2 separate regions of the Homo sapiens genome follow, and region 1 is linked to region 2. A link is a contact called in ENCODE Hi-C or POLR2A ChIA-PET data. All regions are on one chromosome and are shown on one strand. The core of a region is the stretch at or near the end of the contact, and the rest is flanking DNA. Distances in the headings are between cores, read along the strand shown. Region 1 has its middle 36 kb from the start of LINC02015. Region 2 has its middle 270 kb from the start of LINC02015.

The links. Hi-C counts contacts between places; a loop is a spot of excess contacts on that map. ChIA-PET counts read pairs that join two places held with the same protein, here RNA polymerase II (POLR2A). Pooled maps may share reads with other maps.
Region 1: a map of PC-9 shows a loop between it and region 2 (4-fold over the local background). The contact joins two enhancer-like sites. A Hi-C loop is called at or near these places in 1 of 168 maps with a recorded cell type or tissue (PC-9) and 1 of 50 pooled maps. POLR2A ChIA-PET finds 5 or more read pairs at or near these places in 1 of 52 experiments (AG04450).

What each region holds. Positions count from the first base shown.
Region 1 is chr3:177,777,466-177,783,549 of GRCh38, forward strand. No RefSeq gene overlaps it. Among named protein-coding and RNA genes, the nearest start is that of LINC02015, 36 kb to the right of the region's middle. Within about 2 kb of position 4,271, at least 14 of the 41 ENCODE cell types and tissues checked have a DNase peak (open chromatin) inside an H3K27ac peak, as active enhancers do.
Region 2 is chr3:178,080,440-178,086,563 of GRCh38, forward strand. No RefSeq gene overlaps it. Among named protein-coding and RNA genes, the nearest start is that of LINC02015, 270 kb to the left of the region's middle. RefSeq lists an enhancer at 4,442-4,736 and a silencer at 4,442-4,736. Within about 2 kb of position 4,577, at least 15 of the 41 ENCODE cell types and tissues checked have a DNase peak (open chromatin) inside an H3K27ac peak, as active enhancers do.

The sequences.
Region 1 (6,084 bases), core at 3,021-5,520, 300 kb before region 2:
TTAACTATATGCATGGGCTTTACATTTATTATATCAAATTCATGTAACAATCTTGCACTCTTTTCATTTTATAAATAAAGTATCTGATGCTCAGAGAGGTCATATCTTGTATATGATACCGTGATGCAAGACCACATATTTATCAGCAGAGCTAGGACTAGAGCTCAGGTCTCTTGTTCCAAAGTCATGACATACTCCTGCCTCAACACAACTGCCATAAAGAAAAGCTCAAACCAATGTGTACCAGTCAATGTGACTCCCCTGAAGGCTTGTGTTGCACCCAGGTATGGTCCATGGGACTAGGGTCATCACCCTTTAGGCCGGTTGGTTGCATTCACTCTAGGTTGTCTTGCTGAGCTTGCAAGGATTGGCTGGGCAGCTGCCATAATGTCCAATGACTGCCTGCTGCTGAACATAGTTATCTTTTTCCTTCTAGGGAGATGTGGAGCACCAGGGAACAGGTTCACTGAGCCACCTTGTGTCCATCTCTGGGGACTGCATCTTCCCCCACATTCTAGCACCTAAAGATATAGGGGACTCCATCTTCCTTTGCTACCACCATTCTTACATTCTAACCTGAAAGAGACTTTGCCTACATGCCTTTGGTTTTCATCAACCTCCCAGTACCAGCTTATACCTTTGGTGGACAGACTACCTGCTGTCTTAGGACTTGGGGTAATTTATGTAGATTACCAAAGAATATTTTAAATAGTTGGTCGTCACAAACTCTAAATTCTAGGAGAAATTCAGGCTCTGTCCTCTCAACTCCCGTCACAGTCTTGCAAGGAGAAGGAGCTCAGACATGAACAAAGACAAAATTGAATCTTCAAGGACACACAGTGTTGCTTCCCAAAAAGGGGGCAGAAATTTTCAGCAGGAATTGTAGTGATCATAAATAGAACAGAGGAAATTCTCTGAGTCACTTTGGATTCTATCTTTCATCTTTAATTCAGCCATTGTGGAAGCACATACAAAATGATTACATAGTGGTTAAGAGAGTGTGCTCTAAATTGGAAGCATTGGTATGAACTCATTTCTAAAATAAATGTATGTGTATATACATGCAGGTGTGCTCAGGTAAATGTGTGTATGTGTGTATACATATGTGCATATGCATATTGTAAGTGTATATGTATATTTGTGTACATACATATATACATGCATCTATTTCCCAACTCTAGCTGCTGAAAAGACCTAGAAGAAAAAAAAAGTCTAGTAGCAATGAGCACACCTAGTACTCAGATTTTGTCCTCTAATACCATTCTCTACTGAAAGAACAAGGGCTCTTCTCCTCAGAGAAGTGACTAAATGTAGGCCTGGGACAGGGAAAGTTCTAGAAGCTAATGAAACATCTTGTTATGTCGATGAGAAGGGAAGTGTTAAAAAAAATGCTGAGGGCATGTCACAGGAAAAGAGCTGGCAGGAAGTGGCTCCTGTTGCCCAAAACTGAAACAATTTAAATACCAAAATATATAAGGACAGTATGACCATAAACCACTGAAGAAAACAGGAATCCATGAATCTGAACTAATTTATTTAATAATTAGATAAATAAATAAGTGAATAAACAGAGGAAAAAGGAGGACTCTTGCTTGTTGTAGAATGCCAGGTGCTGACTGGTAAATGTGGAGAAACTGCTGGAGTTAGAAAATTATTATTTTATAGCTGTCATAGTCAAGATTGGTCCAGGGCCAAATTACCAATGGATATTAAATCTAAGGAAGAATTTTGATGAGGAGCAGGATATTTTTATGTTTTTAAACTGACTCCCAACAGATTGCCTATTAGTTTCAAGGGAATAATTATATCTACACAGTGTAGAAATCAGACAATGCCTTGATTAGGTAAACAAAATAAAGAAGCAAATAAGCTTTAAAAAATTTTTTAATTTGAGGTGGAGTATCACTCTGTCACCCAGGCTGGAGTGCAGTGGCACAATCTCAGCTCACTACAATCTCTGCCTCTTGGGTTCAAGTGATTCTCCTGCCTCAGCCTCTCAAGTAGCTGGGATTACAGGCATGCACCACCACACCCAACTAATTTTTATATTTTTAGTACAGATGGAGTTTCACCATGTTGGCCAGGGTGTCCTCTAACTCCTGACCTCAGGTGATCCACTCACCTTGGCTTCCCAAAGTGCTGGGACTGCAGGCGTGAGCTATCGTGCCCTGCACAAATAAATATTTTGTACTTCCAGGATATAATACTACGAGAAGAACACAATATTACTTGTGGGGTATTCTGGCTGGATGTATAGCATAAATGTAAGTATAAGGAAACTTCAAAAAACTGAAAATTAGATATTTTCTGTTAGAAAAAGGAGGAAGGAACAGTATTCTTTTTTTTTTTTTTTTTTTTTTTGAGACGGAGACTTGCTTTGTTGCCCAGGCTGGAGTGCAGTGGCTCGATCTCGGCTCACTGCAAGCTCCGCCTCCCGGGTTCACGCCATTCTCCTGCCTCAGCCTCCTGAGTAGCTGGGACTACAGGCGCCCACCACCACACCTGGCTAGTTTTTTGTATTTTTTTTTTAGTAGAGACGGGGTTTCACTGTGTTAGTCAGGATGGTCTCGATCTCCTGACCTCTTGATCTGCCCACCTCAACCTCCCCTGTATTTTTTAAAATGTCAATGACATTAAAAAAAGAAAAAAAAAAAGAAAGAAAGAAGGCTGCAGAAATGTCCCAGATTAAAGGAGACTAAAGAAAGATGACCAGTGCAATACCTGATTCTGCACTGAATCCTGTACTGGAGGAAAAAAATTATGATATAAAAGACATTTTTAGGCCAATTGGAAAAATTAGACTATGGACATAGTCTAGATTAAATAGATTGGATTAAAATTTTATGTTAATGTTAAGTTTCCTGAATTAGATAATTCTGCTGTGATTATGTAAGAGAATCTCTCTCAGGAAATACACATTGAATTATTTAAGGGTAAAGGGGCTTGATGTATTCAACTTCCATATGGCTTAGAAAAAACATATCATATATAATATCTTATGTATTTTAATATCTATTTATTAGATTATGTAATATGTGTTGTATAATATAAAATTTTATTTATGTAGATAGAGATGAGATGGAGAGTGCAAATGATAAAGCAAATAGGGTAAATATTAACAGATAAATCTGAGTAAATAGTATGTCAGTGTTCTTTGTACTATTCTTATTCTTGCCAATTTTTGTAAGTTTGAAATTATTTACAAGCAAAAGGCTTTTTAAAAAGGGAGTGAAAGAATGAGAGAGAGAGAGAGAGAGAGAGAGAGAATCTGTGTACCAGTGATGATTATTATAGTTCAAAATCTGACTATTTTACTAGCTGTGGGATCTTTAACAAGCTAATTGCTCTGTGCCTCAGTTTCCTTAACTGGAAAATTAAAATGATAGTACCTGCCCTATGGGGGCAGGTGTTTATCATAATTATGGTTCTAATTTTGTCTGTTGCCTAGGCTGGAGTGCAGTGGAACGATTTCGGCTCACTGCAGCCTTGACCTCCCAGGCTCCAGTGATCCTCTCACCTCAACCTCTGAAGTAGCTGGGACTACAGATGCTCACCACTACGCCTGGCTAATCTTTGCATTTTTTGTTGAGACAGGGTTTGCCATGTTGCCTGGGCTGGTCTGGAACTCCTGAGCTCAAGCAATTCACCCCAGCCTCTCAAAGTGCTGGGATTACAGGCATGCGCCACTGTGCCCAGCCCAGGCTGTTTATTATTGTTGACTCAAATGTCTTTATTTTGTTAAAGAGATACCTTAGCTGTGGGAGATAAATTAGGAACTAGGGTAAAGCTTGGGGTTTGAGGCACCTAGCAGGATCTGAGGCAGGTCTCTAGTTGACGACGGAATGTGCATGAGATACCGCTGGGAGGAGGATCATTCAGATCATTCATATCCCAAATTCAAAGATTTGGAGCTGCAGTCAGAGGCGATAGTGAAGAGTGAGCATGCATAAATACCCACTATGAATCCCGCAGAGCTGATGGTGACTCTGCTAATTATTCAGTAAGAGATTCTGAGACTCAGGAGCCTGGTGATTTTTCTAGAAAATAAAATTCAAGAGGACCAGAGTCTTTGGGTGAGGGGAGAGTGTTTCCCAATAATAAAAGCAGCAGCGAAAATAACAAATTTGATGCTTGGAAATAGGACAATTATAAATAAACCTGGTACAAGTTCTCCAAAAACAGAGATTGCCTTGTGAAAAATTCTGTCAGTTAGCAGGATGCTTAAATGACAGTATCAGGCAAGAGGAGAAGAATGTTGGCAGCGTGTGGGAGAGGTTGAAGGCCACTCCTGCCGTGCCTACGTTGGTTTCCTAATTTGGGTTGTTTCTCTCACAAGTTCCTTATTTGAAGACAGCTTGGACAGTGTTATGATTAGAAACATAATCCATTCCACATGTCCCTGGAAGCCTGAGAGGCCCAATTGCAAGGTTTTTAGGGATGAATGCCAAGGAGGCCCCCTGGAAATCTGTGACCCTGGAGCAAGTCACAGTTCATCTGGCCAGACTTGAATAGTGGCTCTTAGTGGGGGCCAGGGCAGGGTCTTGACAGACCTCCTTTACTTCTCCCCTCTGTTCTGATCTCCCTCATGACTGGGGGAGAGGGAGGAGGAGAAAGAGAGCTTGTTTGTGACCAAGGAGATGAGGCAGCAGGGAGGAGGGGCAGGTTTCTTGTGTCCTTTCTCTTTCTGCTGACTGCCCCGCTTCATCCCTGAACTTTTCAGCTGCTGTGTTATTTTTCTGCAATAGAACAACCCTAACCTCACCTCATCAGAGAGGTGTGCCGAGGAAGAGGCCCAGTCTTAAGCCGAAATTCGTCAGCTCTGCTACTTACTTGCTTAACCACTTTGAACCTGTTTTCTCAGCTGCAAAATGGGATAATTCCTTCCAGGGCCGTTGTGAGGGTTTTGAAAGGAGGTAATGTGCATTAAAAGTCTAGGACCAGGCCTGGCTTTGGAAGGTGCCCAGTGGATGGTCATCAGCATTATTCTGATTCTCGCCTGAGTAGAGGTGTGGCTCGCCCTCTCTAACTCAGTGTCTGGTGCTCCTAGGTCCTATCACAGCTCTGTAGTTATAAGTCCATCCTGAAAGTCCATCACCTGGATAGTATCTACTTACCCTTACCCCTTTTCTTTATGGCTTTAATGATACTAATGCTAAAACTTGCCTTTCCTTTAACCCTCTGGAATAGCAAGCCAAGCTGAACCTGCTCGTTTCTAACATAATTAATAGTCCGCATTTTGGTGGTAGGCCTCCGCTTAAATTATGTAGTTAAATCATACTCATACCTGATTTACACTTCTTGCTATAGCCATAGGAACAGCTTCACTTCTTTTTCTAGGAGTCAGACTGACCACTCCTGAGCCGATGAGAAACTCAAAGGTTTTTTCAGGGTTTATTACATCTGATGATTACGTATATATATATATATTCATTTTCAGATAAAACCAGATCTTGTTGAGATAGCTGTTTTCATGTTTCCCAGTTGAGCCTAAAGTCTTAATAGTTTGGGTGAATTATTTTTCATCTTCCTCTTACCCTATGCAACAATATGAAGCACTGTGAGTTTCTGTCTGATTTGAAATATGGATAAAATACCCTCTTATCAACTGCTAGTCAGAAGTGTAGCAACAAAAGAACTGGATTTAGAGTCAGAAGATCATTTGAGTCTTGGCTTCACCACTTACTAGTTCCACAATCTTAGTTGTAAATTCACCTCTCTGAGCCTCAATTTCATCTAGAAAATGGAGATAAAAATACCCTTGCCCATAGTAGTGTTGAGGATTAGAAATGGCAGCATAGAGGTGGCCATGGCAAACTGCAAAGTACATGACAATGTTCGTTTAATTTATTGTATTTATTGATTTTTCCACTGTGCAACTGAGGATTTTCAAAAGAAGGAGAAAACACAATTTTTGTCTTCAATGTGTGGCAATTTTAAAGTTAGATGCTAGGCCTTTTCTTATTTTGGCTTACCTTCTCTGCTGATAACTGTGGCTTAAAGCTTTACGCTTCTCTACTACTAATAATAGCATAGTAGTATCTGTCTCTTTTGAAAGGACAAATGAGCCAATAGCTAGAAGAACAT
Region 2 (6,124 bases), core at 3,327-5,826:
TGGCATTTTATGTCACTGCTTGTCAGGGCGTTTTCAGTGTTGCTTTCTCCATTTTGGAGGTCCTTTGGGAGAGTTCACTTGGACCTTTCTCATGTCCTTCATTTATTAAAATACAAAGTAAGTGAGAGTAACTAACACCCAAATACTTATTATTACTCTTGGTTATGAACCTTCTTTCATGCTACCGAATAACCATCTCTGTCACTATACAGCAGGACATGGTCCTATGCCCAAAACATTCACTTGGCTTCCAGGATGCCACACTCATTTTCCTACTACCTCACTGGCTGTTCTTTTTCAGCCTCCTCAACTGGCTCCTACTCCTCTGTCCTCCAAACATCAGTATTAGGGTAGTTTAGGATTCCATTCTCCACCTTCTCTTCTCTGTGGATGTTCACTGCCTGGGAGAGCTTCTCCATTTCTTTGGCATTAGATATCTAAACACTGATGATTCTCAAGTTTTTATGTCCAGTTTACAGCTCCAAGCTGCAGATTATTATACCCAACTCCACATTTAACATCTTGACTCTGATATCTGTGTGGTTTTACAAACTTATCATGATACGAGAATTCCATATGTTCTCCAAATGTGCTCTTCCTCCAGACTCCCCATTTTAATAAAATGTGCTACTATTCAATCAGTTGGCCAGGCCAAAATCATATGGGGCATCCTTGATTTCTCTATTTCCTTCATTTTCCATACACAAGTCTTGCCAGTTCTACTTCCAAAATATATCCTGAAGTTGTCCTCCTCTACACTGATATGACTCTCACCCACACTACCATTTTTATTTTCTATTGACTACTGAGATAACTCCAGGATGGTTTCCAGCTTCCAATTTTTCTCCTCTATAGTCTATACTTTGCACAACAGAGTGACTTTTTTTAAATGTACATGTGGTAATGTAACTTCCCTGTTCAAAACTGCAGTATCTTCTCATTATGAGTTAAGTAAAATATGCCCTCCTTACTGTAACCTACAAAGCCCTGCACCCTTCCGTGCCCTGATCTCCCACCATTTGCCCTTGCTCTTCAATGCAGCCACCCTGGCCTACCTGCTTTTCTTAAAACACACCAGTGCAGTCTCGGCCTCATGGCCTGTCACTCATTGCTTTCTTTGCCTGGAATACTCTTTCCTCTTATCTCCGTACGGATCCTCTTTCACATCTTTCAGAGGATTTTCCCCATCCCTTTCTCCCTCCAAAACAGCTTTTCCTGCCTTATCTCCAGTGCTGCTTCACTCTTTTTCAAGGCACTTATTACTACCTGAAAATACTTATTTTTTAAGTTATCCATTGCCTGCCTCCCCCACCAGAATGGAACCTCAGTGAGAAGGCTGACTTTGTTTTGCTTAGACTAAGGTCCGATGCTTTCAGCACCTAGGACATAAAATAGCCGCTTAATAGTATTTGTTGAATAAATGGATGACTGGTTAGGAGTCCTTAGTAAATAGGATAATTTAATATATTATGTGTCTTGTTTGTTACCCTTCATGAATCTCTTTGTTTTGCTTTATTTTGTTTTTATGTCAATGGTCTGCTAACTTTAAAAAGGATAGATCTATATTCTTACACAGAAACCCTTCCTAAAAGTCTGGCTAGATGGGATTAAAACAACAAAAAAAAAAACTGTTACTGAAAAACTGGATTTATATTGTCACTTATTCACTTTTAAGGGTTTTTTTGGTCCAAATCTTCAAGAGATTATGGCAATGAGCTTCAAACTTTAATGTTTATAACAATTGCCTGGGGGAGCTGGCTAGTAAAGCCAGGATTGGGTTCTAAATCCTGATTTGTTAATAAGCCCCTAGGTGACTTTGATGCAGCTGCTCCTTCAACTCCTCTGAAAAATACTGGGCTATGGGGTTTTGTAATTTCTTTCATAACTTTGAGAAAAATAGATACATGCCTGCCTGATTTACCACTAATGGAAAATCAGATTTAGGTGCTTAGGTGCCTGATGCTAAGTTCCTGAAGACCACAGCTCAGTCATGTGAGATAATCTGTCAACCATGGAGAAGGTAGGGATGAGTTTAAATTGAAAGTGGAATCTTCCTAACACATTCTATTGTTGGAACCAAGTGGAAAGCATAGGCAAGAAAGCAGAGACAGAGTCCAGCAGGCCAGAAGCCCAGGAAGACAATAAGAGGGGGACGAATGAGGCTTAGAATGAAAGTAGAGATTTCCCTAAATGGAATTGGAATTCTTCGCAAACTGCCTGTTTGAAAGTTTACGGACAGGTTAAACTTGCCTGGCTGGTCACAGAGGGAACACACAGAGTTTTTCACCTCCTAGAGGTGTATGAAAAATGTACCATAACAGTATACAGCAAAGCTTTCTATGATGGTTAACTCATAGAAACTTTCTGTGTGTGCTCCACACAACTTTCAATTACCAGGTCACGTAGTGTGATTATTGGCCTAAGAGTTTTAGCCTGTAAGACAAAGTCCTTAATATTTGCAGCAGGTGCACATATTGTGATATGGGAGGCAAGCTTGGGGTAAAGGAAGGCATAGAGAAAGAAAATTCTTTGAGTTTGACATATATTCTACAATTTCAATTCTTGAAAGCATGCCATTTAATGTTATTAATTCTACTTATCATCATGTTTCAATCCCATAAATGTAGATAGAACAATTTAATTGCTTCCTATTTTTGCTTTCATATTATAAAGATTCCCTGCAATTGGTTTTTGGTCCTTTAAAGTATAATAGTAATTTTAATCAAACAGTTATTACTGACATTCATTGAAAGCCTATAGATGAAAAAACTGAGGTTCTGAGAGCTTGAGTAATTTTCCCCAAGTTCATATAATCATGAAGTATCAGAACTGAGATTCAGATCTGGGTCTGATGAAAACCTGTGCCCTGGATGAGCTTCCTGACCTCAGTGCTAGTAGTCCTGCCTTGCTTCTCCTCTCTAACATCTGCCTGGTATGCCCTGTACACCACAAGCAAGGGGTGCCTTCCAGAAGTCTCATCTAGTCTCCAAACTATTGAATTCTCGGAGTGAGCAGGGGCATTCATGGCCAGAGATAGTGAGATTGTGCTTCTTGGTCCTGAAGGTGAATATTCTGGCCTGGCTGGTGAAAGGGGCATCAGGCTGAGGCCCTCCCATCTAGCCCATCTGTGTTTGGCCCAGTCTGCCTGCCTGGGTATCTGATTACTTCTTTCTTTTTTATTCCACTCTAAAAATTGAGCCTTAACCAGAACTCTGGGCAGGGAACCTTGGCTATCTGAGACTGTTGTGTAGTTCTTTACAATAATTTTCCTTGGTGACAGTCACTGATTCCAATGTCATACCAAATGATTCTACACTGACTTCTCTCATCCATACCTTGAACACCTACTGTTTGCCGATAATTAGTCCTGTTAGACACCCTGGCACCACCCCTGCCCTGCCCTGCCCTGCCCTGTCAGGGTACGTACATCAATCACCCATTATGCCTAGGATTCCCTACATTCACATACTGTGATTTTGCACTGGGGACCCATGCCTTTCAAGCTGACTCATGTGCAAGAAGAGGTCAAGGATGGAGTCTTTGTTATGATTTGTAGTTAACTTACCCTAGTAAATAGGCCAGTCTGTTTTCAACGACTCAGGTCAACAAGGATAGGGATCTGGAACTCGGAAGTATTTTACAATCAGGTTAAAGATGAGTTTAGATTTCTGGAGGGATACACTTCAAATAGTGTTTATGCTCCCTGGATATCACACTCAGGAAACTGAATTAGGAAGAAACCTGCTTCCTTCCACTGCCTGGCTAAACAGATGGGACACAAAAAAAAATCCTGATATAGAACCATTCCTGTTGCAGAGAGGCATAGAATCCTGAGTAGAAAATGGAAAAAGATTTTTCCATTTTATGCATTAGCAGAGTTTATTTTAGTGATTTGTTTAGTTGTTAATCTTCTCTGTGATAGTGTGATCCCTGGAAGGGCCACCAGGTCTCTTGTGCTCATTTTATCCAGTAGGGGGACACAAAAATGTGCTCAATCATTGTCAGCTGCTGGAAGCAATAAATTTAGGGAATGTCTAAAGAAAGAAAAAGACCCTCATGTAAGCAAATAAATGATACTAAAGGAAAGATAGGTCTTGTCTGCCTTACCAGATATGAGACGTGATGCCCTTAAGTCTAGTGAAAACCATCTACACGATAATTATGAGTGAAGATAATAATGGTAAGCAGTAGAAGCTTACTCTTCATATTCACATTGCACTTTTCAAATAACAACTGTAACATTTCTTGCTCAAGTCCTCAAAGCTCAGAAATAGTTATATTCGAAGTCTGTGCCAACCAAATGGATGTATTAAATACATTGCTGGCTAAAAGCCATCGAAAAACTCTCTTTTCATTTTTCCTTCACCCTTCTCTCTATCTATGCAAGAAAGACCTAGGCACCATGGTGCAAAATTCTACTATAATATCACTCTTGGAATTACCTGGCTTTGGAACATTGTACATAATAGTTCTAATGTAACAGCAAGAAATTTCCTCCTCCTGTTTATTTTTCTGAAGCTGTAATAAGCAATCCTGTGTGACATTGCCTGTGGTGCGGTTGCCAGGCAGCAGAAAGAGATCTGCAGCAGGAGGCGGGAGAGCGGGGGAAGAGAGAAGAGAAAAGCAAGAGAGGAGGAGGGGGGAGGGCTGAGCAAGTTGGGGGCTGGGCTCTCAAACTGCTGAGCCAGAATTCCATCTCCTTGTCATCCTTCATGTTCCAGGCACATAATGAGCCAATAAGCTGGGCCTTAGAGGGGAAATAAAGATGGAAAAAAAACAGTTGAATGTTGTCATTAAATAGGGTGTCAATAATGTGTTTTTATTTTGTGAAGAAAGGGTTTCAGCTTTTTTTTTTTTCTCATGAACTTTGCTTCCTGGTAAATGCAGCTGTACAAATATTAAAGGGACAGCTTCTCAGTGGGCCTGCTTTGCTCTAAAACAACAAACAATTAACACATAACATCTTCCAGCACCGTGCATGGAGAACATACAGTTATAACCTGAAAGGTTTCAACTCCTCCCAAATCTCATGGTGTGGAAAAGTAAATCACAGAGAAAAGGTACTCCACCCTTTATTGAACATGCAGTACTGAGACACAGCTTTGTACCTGAGAGCTGAGAGGTTGTTCAAGCTATTTCAAGAAGCTGGTCTCCTCATTGTGAGGCTTTCTTTAGTTTGTGAAATTGGGAGCTGCAGCTAAATCTCATCTCTTGGCTTTACAAGAATCTTGTTCTAATGAGATTAAAATGATAGGACTGGGATCCGAGCAGAAGTGGTGAGGGCAGATGGCACACAGGTCCCTCCATGCCGGCTTGGATGTCCCCCAGCACAATGCATGGTGCCTTTTGCCAGCCTTCCAAGCTGTCTGTGACTGGATTGGACACTCTCCAGTGGTAACAGACAATGATTTTTATTTAGATGTTTGATTATTCTTACTAATCAAATAGAAAAAGAACAGAAGGTTTGTTCAAAACAAACAATGTATTTACAGATAGTTTTGTGTGGTGGATGCACATTTCAAGGCTCTGAAGTTGTTAGTTCTCTCAGAAGACTCAAACTCACCATGTGGGAGAGAAAATGGGACAAAGCATGTTAAAATGGCAAGATGATCAGAAAGCACTTGGAATTAATGTAATGATGACTAAGTTTCTTTTTTCACCTCAGCAATGGGAGTGAGAAAAAGGGAATGTTAAATTAGGATGATCAACTCTGAGAATTTTGAGGAATAACATATGGGAATCCCGTTTCCATCCCCGCTGCATATCCAGGCATATTTCTTCTGTGCAGAGACTGACTTTCCAGTCCCTTCTAAGGTCATGAATGAGTCAATCAAGGATAATCAGTGATTTTTTGCAGATTCTAGGAGGAAGATAATGTGTCAGAAGAACAGTACTCTTTGGCATATACCACATAAAGAGAGAAGCAGAGACAGATAGGGGATTAAGCAGACAGATGGAATGATAAGAATAAGCAAGCAAACCAAGTCCACCAAGAACCAGGGCTAGGTGCAGGACCAATCACACTCTGCTGTTTTTTAGAAGGCTAACACTTTTTCCTAAGGAACTGCAAAATATTTACAGACACTTGACAGTTTTCTAGGTAGCACAGTTGGAATACGGACAC